3 separate regions of the Mus musculus genome follow, and all the other regions are linked to region 1. Evidence: chromatin loops called from intact Hi-C (ENCODE). Cell type or tissue: heart. All regions are shown on one strand.

Region 1 (2,500 bases):
AAGTTCTTTTATCTGTGGAGTACCTTGCTGCTATTGCACAAGTAAGTGTGTGTCTGTGTGTGTGATTTTCATATATGCATGTATTGTATATTGGGCCTATCTCTGCCTCTCAATAGCATTATCCTTTCTTTTCTTTCCTCTTTCTCCCTCAGGACAGTTTTACTTTGTTTATGTCATCGAGACATTCATATTTTTATACATCCGCATAAAATGTAGGGACACACGCACACCGAGTGAAACAAAATTAAAATGAAAAATGAAAACATGCAGTCTTTTTGTTCAGTATTCATTAGCATATTCTTTTCTTTGATTTTTAAATACAATTCATGTATAATAATTAATGGTCAATCAGCTTGAAAAATTTCCTTAATGCTGATAATAGCTTTTTTATTGATATCCTTGTGGTTTTCATACATGTTATTATGCTATCCGCAGAAAAAAAATGGGTTACCTGTGCCTTTTTTATTCTTATACCTTTATATTAATAAGTGTCAAGAAAAACCTTCAATAGATTATTGTACGCTAGAATATGGCCCAATGTCAACTTTTAATTCTTACTAGTGACAGAACTTAAAATATCACATTTGTCCATTCTGACCACAGCAGTATGCTTTCTATAAGAGTGATCGCAGCCGGGTGTGGTGGTGCATGCCTTTAATCCCAGCACTCGGAAGGCAGAGGCGGGTGCATTTCTGAGTTCAAGGCCAGCCTGGTCTACAAAGTGAGTTCCAGGACAGTCAGAGCTATACAGAGAAACCCTGTCTCCAAAACCCAAACCAAACCAAACCAAACCAAACAAAACAAAACAAAAAACAAAAAACAAAAACAAAAACAAAAAAACAAAACCCTAAAAAACCCAACAAGTTTGATCGCTGGCCAGGCAGTGGTGGCGCACATATTTAATCCCAGCACTTGTTAAGCAGAGGCAGGCAGATTTTTGAGTTTGAGGCCATCCTGGTCTACAGAGTGAGTTCCAGGACAGCCAAGGCTACACAGAGAAACCCTGTCTCGGAAAAAAAAAAACAAAAAAACAAAAAAACAAAAAAAAAAAAAACCAGAAAAACAAAAACAAAAAACATTGATGGCCACTTACTAGGGCTCAGTGGCCACACTCCACAAATAGGGAAACAGACCAGTGGTGTTATTGCGACCCCTTCTGGCCAAAGGTAGTTTATGTGCTTGTCCTGATGAAATGAGGATATAGAGACCAAGTATGGGATGCCACCTTGTGGAATAAAGAAGTTAGTGCAACTGAGTTGTCTTCTCCCACAGTTGCCTTGGCTGGCTTCATTTCCAAGTGTTGGAGGAGACCTGAATCATCCTTACCACAAGGACTCCTCTCTCAAAAGAAACCCAGCCTCAGTTTTAAAGAAATGGACACTTGATTTCCTGTAAGATTCGTGCGCATCCCTCAATCTGGCAAAAGTCCAAAGGACTTTCAGACTCATGAAACTGCTAGGCAACCCAAGGCACTGAACGTCATTAGACAACTCAGGCCAGTGACTTCCATCTAGTCCAATAGAAAAATACCTCGAAATACCCAGCTAAAATTCATGTCAGATGTCGTGAATCATCTAAGCTAATAGCATAGTTTATAAAATTCCCCGGTAAGCACTTAGTTGTTTGTGGTGTCATGGTGGTGGCCCACTGTTAGTACAAGAACTCAGGTAGGAGGCAGAAGTAGGTAGATATCAGGGAGGAGAACATCCTAGTTTACATACATAGTTCCAGGCTAAATACAAACAGAGACAAATGTTTGATTACCAAATACAATTTTCAGTAATTGACATCCAAAATGAACATGTTATTGCAGATGTGTGTCCCTTCTGAGTGCAGTGTAAGATCAAACGTTATCATGGCAAAATAACATTCATGAGAAAATAAACCGGAGACACTAAGGAGATTAGGACAGCAGTAATAGCCATGGAGTAATGGTGATTCTGTGGTTAAGAGTACTGGCAGTTGATCCAGAGGTCCTGAGTTCAATTCCCAGGTACCATGGTGGCTCACAATCATCTACAATGAGATCTGGTGCCCTCTCCTGGCCTGCAGGCAGAATGCTGTATGTGAAATAAATCTTTTTTTTTAAATATTTTTATTAGGTATTTTCCTTATTTACATTTCCAATGCTATCCCAAAAGTCCCCCATACCCTTCCCCCCACTCCCCTACCCACCCACTCCCACTTTTTGGCCCTGGCATTCCCCTGTACTGGGGCATATAAAGTTTGCAAGTCCAATGGGCCTCTCTTTCCAGTGATGGCTGACTAGGCCATCTTTTGATACATATGCAGCTAGAGTCAAGAGCTCCGTGGTACTGGTTAGTTCATAATGTTGTTCCACCTATAAGGTTGCAGATCCCTTTAGCTCCTTGGGTACTTTGTCTAGCTCCTCCATTGGTGTCCCTGTGATCCATCCAATAGCAGACTATGAGCATCAACTTCTGTGTTTGCTAGGCCCTGGCATAGTCTCACAAGAGAGAGCTATATCTGGGTCCTTTCA
Region 2 (2,500 bases), 130 kb before region 1:
TGCCTTTTAATCCAAGCACTGACCAACTACTGGGAAGGCTAGAAGGTAGAAATATCTTTTAAATTCAGGGTCAGCCTGATCTATATAGGGAGTTCCAGTATAGCTAGGCTACAGAGAAAGATCTTGCCTCAAAAAAATAAAAGAAATTCAGTCATTCATTCAAAGTTAAGTAGATGGCCTTGTAGGTGAGCAATGATGTCTATCTCCAGTCTACTCTCTGGGCAGTCACATGTTACTGAGCCTTGAGCAGAACATCTTGGCCTTGCCTTTCATCCCAACACCCAGAAGGCAGGGATAGGCAGAGCTCTGCATTCCTGGACAACCAGAGCTACAAGGTGAGAACTTGTCAGAATTCAATAATCTCTTCTAGCAATCATTCATCACTTCAAAGAGAAAAATAAGCTTTTCCTAAAAGTATTAAAAGAAAAAAAGTAGAATAAAAAATCTTGAAGGTTTTCTCTAAAACAGTTATTTCCGAGTATTTTATCTTAAAGATATTAATTTGATTCTAAGAAATGCCAATGCAAGCTGGGCGGTGGTGGAGGCAGAGACAGGCGAATTTCTGAGTTCGAGGCCAGCCTGGTCTACAAAGTGAGTTCCAGGACAGCCAGGGCTACTTAGAGAAACCCTGTCTCGAGGAAAAAAAAAAAAAAGAAAGAAAGAAATGCCAATGCATTTCAACAAAGTCGAAAGCCGTGGGGCTCTTATTAAATGACTTGGACATTTGATGGATAGACATATGGGATCCATACATCAATGTTCCAGATGAAGTAATTTACCCATAATTTCACATTCAATACCCCCCCCACACACACACACCGCAATTGATATTCAAAATGGTCGGTTCTCTTCCCAACTCCTTTTTGCAAAAGATCAGCCCTTTTGTCACAGTGGGGGGCCGGGGGGAAAGCACAAAGTATAAAAACCTGTCTATATTTTTCCCATATTTAAGCAGATAGATACTGACGAAAACGTACTGGAGCATTAGGGACCGCCTTACATTTACATACCAGTACATTCACACTGCGCATTTATTTTCTAACCTCCCAGAAGTGTAACAAGTACAGAGAACTTAGCCTCCCCCTTCTCAAGAAACTGTGGCGGCACGCAATAAACCAAACAAAAGGGAAGCACGGGCCGGACGTGAAAAGTATTTAACAGACAAGTTTTGAGAAAATTCATTTCCCATTTCAAGCGAGTGGATGAGAGGGCAGTGAAGCAATTAGAAAAAGGGTGTTTGTTTTTTTCCTAAAGAAACTCGTTTCATGATTTTCTCTAGAAACTTAAGTTGGCCAAACTCTAGGACAAATTATCGATCAGCGATCATCCTTCTGTTTGGCTTTCTGCGCCCTGAGACTAGCTGAGTAAGCTGCTGCTGCTGCTGCTGCTGCTGCTACTCGCCACTTACATAGGAAGTGCAGGCGCCAGCAGCGACTCCCTCCCGCTCGGTCCAGGGCTTGCCTGCTTCCAAGCGGGAGAGGTCATTCACCCAAAGGGGAAGTGCAAGGAGCACAAGCTGTTTTCCCGGTCCTCTTCCTTCCTGCAGGAGGACGAGGCTGTCTCTCTCCGGCTGCTGGGCGGTTCTGCCCTCAACTTCCCAATGGGCAGGCTTCCCACGGACACGTCCCGGCTTCCACATCCTGGTTTTCCCTAACACACTACCGACGCCTTCAAATCACTGCATCCCAACAAGCCACGACCTCCCTATCCCAGACTCAACGCGGGCGAGTGGGGACGGCCCCCAAGGGGGCGCAGACACCGGCAGTTCGGGCGCGGGCGAGGCTCGTGCACACCGATGGGACCCGCCCTCGCCCCCGGGCCCGGCGGAGGCCGGCCGGCCGCGTCTCCCCGCAGCCCGCCGCAGCTCACCGTCAGGCCGGTGCCCAGCACGATCACGTCGTATTCCTCATTCATGGCGGGGAAAGGAGCGCACGCGGGGGCTCGGAGGCCGCCGTAGAGAAGGGAGCGAGAAGTCCGGCCGCTCTGGGCCCCGGGGGTCGGGGGGAAAGGGAAAAAGCGAGGAGAGGAAAAACGGAGCTGAGGAGGAGGAGAGGCCGGCCGCCACCTCAACGGGAAGAGAAGAGCAGGGAGGGGAGGGAGGGGAGGCGGGGAGAGCGCGGGGTGAGGAGAGCGAGCTCCGGCGCCGGGGCGGGGCGTGCGAGAGGCCGACGGCGCCGTCAGTCAAGGGGATCCTGCTCTCTCATTGGTGAATTTCCTTAACCCCACCTCTCCCCCCCTCGTTCCCCTCTCGCGAGAGAAGGGCGGACTGCTGCCATCTTGGCTTCCGGTTTTGCGCTTTTTTTTTTTTTTTTTTTTTAAATTTCACCCGTCTTGTGCTCCTGTGGTATGGGCGGCGACATGCGAAGCTGAGGGTCTAGTTGAATAGGAGGAACAAGGCGGAAACTGCAGCTGGGCTACCACGTGCCTGACTCTCGCGCCAAGGTGTGAGATGGAGCACGGTTGTTTAGGCTTCGGGCCACGGAGCCCAAGCTCCGCCCTT
Region 3 (2,500 bases), 230 kb before region 1:
ATTGTGACATATAGCCTAGGTTGGCCTAGAACTCACAGCCCCACTGTCTCTACTTTCTGAGGGTTAGGATTACAGGTAAGAGCCCTCATGCCAGGCTCTGATGCCAGACTAACCCCTATCTGAACAAAAAAATGTATGCTTAGTAGGCTTCTGTGGTTAGCCATCCACTGCCTAGTCACACGAATCAAATAGTGACCACGCTATCAGGGTCAAAGTCTTGTGCCAGCCAAGGGTGCCAAGAAAAACAGGTGCTTATTAAAGAGGCTTTGATTGTTCTGAAGGAGTTTGTTTTGAAGAAATCAATTAAAAGATCTATCTACCTTGTTATGATTGTAATTACAATCATAATAAATTGCAGCTAAATTAACTCGATTTTCTTTACATTACTTTTTTTTTTTGGTTTTTGAGACAGAGTTTCTCTGGGTAGCCCTGGCTGTCCTGGAACACACTTTGTAGACCAGGCTGTCCTCGAACTCAGAAATCCTCCTGCCTCTGCCTCCCATGTGCTGGGATTAAAGGCGTGCGCCATCATGCCCGGCTTACATTACTTTTTTTTTAACTCACATAAAGGAACATTTTGGCTTTCTTTCTTCTATTTATTTTCAAGCTATTGAAGCACAATGTCATTGTCCTTTCTATTTACCATATTATTATTTTGTAAACAAGAAAAAAAATGTACTTCTCCAAAGAATGCTCCTTTGCCTTCAAATTCATTTTATGGATTAAAACAGCCCAAAGGTACAGAGGACACTTCTTCAGCACCAGGTATGTCCCAGTGTTGGGCCATGACCTCATTCTGGAGCAGACTCCCTGGTTGCAGCTGCTGCAACCTACAGGGTATGTGTAGGATGCTTTAAGCCCCGCAAGCAATTCACTGCACCAAACGTGGTGCAGTGACCGCAGTAGGCTCCGGATGAGGCTGCCAACCAGTGTACACTTTCCAGACTCTGCGGGTGAATTGGGCAACGACCCCGCATGCTCCCCAAAGTGTGCGGTGCTCTGGTAGACTGGCGGTTCTGAATCCCATACCTGGTGCATCACAGAGAAGACCAGCTGCACAGTGCACCGGCTAGAAACAGGGCGACAGACATTAAACGTCGGTCTGAGATGACCAGGATCGTCCGGGCCCTACTCGAATCACTACACCCCACCCCAACGCCTCTGACCACCAACTTGGAACGGCGCGCGATGCCCATCTCTGGGACAAAGGCCACCCATGAGCTTGCTCTGTCCCCAAGTGCTGATCTCCTGGTCCTGACTCCAGCCCCGGTGTGGTGTCCTTGGCGGTTGCGGCGCGAAACACGTACCCACATCTCCCAGGAAGCAGCCGTCCCCGGCGCGCGGCTCCATGCTGCTCGCCCGCTGGGCTCCCCTGTCTACCGGCCTTGTGACTCAGAGCTCTGGGACCTGAGCCGGGACCTAAACCGAGACCTACCCCGGAGCGCAGGCCGCTGGGCGGGGCCTGATTGCTACCATGGCCACCGCTGGGAGTTGTAGTTTCTGTATCCGCCGCGTGCCACCTGAGCGTCCCCACTCCGCTGTCACTGCTGAAGGGTGACATGCAAATCAGAAGAGTGCAAAATATGTGTCCGTGTTGACACCAGTGAATATACGTCCATTAACAACTCCTGTGTTTGGCAGAAAAGCTTAAATCCCGGTGTCCTAGCTAAAAGATACGTTCGTATGCAAAATGTTTAGCTCCTCAAACGCGTGCCCATGTGCAAAAAGTGTTTAGCTGCCAAAACTGGCCTTCTGTGGTTTACACTGATCCCGCTGAGCAAAGTATTCAGTCTCTTCATGCCTGAAACTTTGAAGAAAACGTTTTCACTGAAGATGGTGATCAAAATGCCTAACTTCTTTCTTTCTTTCCTCTCTCTCTCTCTCTCTCTCTCTCTCTCTCTCTCTCTCCCTCCCTTCCTCTCTCCCTCCCTCTCTTTCTTTCTTTCAAAATAAATCTTAACTTTCAAATAGCTGGTATTCATTGAAGAAAACCACGTTTCTTGGTGAATGGTTTTAATCAGGTGTTTCACTAACCAGTTTAGCAGAAGGAGTTGGAGCTCTATGAGCAACCTAGCAGAAAGGAGAAACCAGTCTTCCCAGGGGGTTCCAGGTCAACCAAAAACGTGAGATACTTGGGAGACACTCTCATCTTGACCAGTACAGAGGCTCACGGAGGAAATACAACGTGACTTGAACATGATAACATCAGAATCACTGGAAATAGCACTAGAAGTCATCCTTTGAGGTAAGGATGCTTGGATGGCCGGAAACTTCATCTGCACCTTGGACCACAGGTTTAGGAGACCTTGAATGGTATCTGTTGGGAACCCGAACTTCTGGAATAAACCTTGGAATAAAATTCCAAATCTTTTAGTAAAAGGATCTGTATCTATTTGGCCATTTGTTTATCAAATTTTGGCTCTTGTGGTTTTGTTTTTGTTTGTTTTGTTTTGCAGGGGCATTTGTTTTGGTTTTGCTTTGTTTGATGTATATGTGAGTG

The links. A loop is a pair of places that touch in the nucleus more often than their neighbours do. Peaks named below come from ENCODE experiments on the same cell type or tissue, not always from the same donor. Only the 100,000 strongest peaks of a DNase experiment are listed, where the experiment ranks them.
Region 2: it touches region 1 in a loop (2.2-fold over the local background); 16 of 42 quality-filtered maps call a loop at or near these places.
Region 3: a loop joins it to region 1, with 3 times the contacts of the local background. A loop is called at or near these places in 15 of 42 quality-filtered maps.

Annotation. Positions count from the first base shown.
Region 1 is chr13:3,405,497-3,407,996 of GRCm38, reverse strand. No RefSeq gene overlaps it. Among named protein-coding and RNA genes, the nearest start is that of 2810429I04Rik, 71 kb to the left of the region's middle. In heart, CTCF peaks have their summits at 1,188 (motif pointing left) and 2,038 (motif pointing left); a DNase peak (open chromatin) is centred at 1,156.
Region 2 is chr13:3,537,713-3,540,212 of GRCm38, reverse strand. It overlaps Gdi2 (guanosine diphosphate (GDP) dissociation inhibitor 2), which reads right to left and starts at 2,138. Exons shown (of 11, transcript NM_008112.4): 1 at 1,870-2,138. The coding sequence starts at 1,914. In heart, a CTCF peak has its summit at 1,547; DNase peaks (open chromatin) are centred at 1,552 and 2,202; H3K4me3 peaks cover 2,500 bases; H3K27ac peaks cover 1,744 bases.
Region 3 is chr13:3,632,983-3,635,482 of GRCm38, reverse strand. Asb13 (ankyrin repeat and SOCS box-containing 13) reads right to left here and starts at 1,451. Exons shown (of 6, transcript NM_178283.4): 1 at 1,308-1,451. The coding sequence starts at 1,350. In heart, a CTCF peak has its summit at 1,510; a DNase peak (open chromatin) is centred at 1,412; H3K4me3 peaks cover 1,314 bases; H3K27ac peaks cover 742 bases.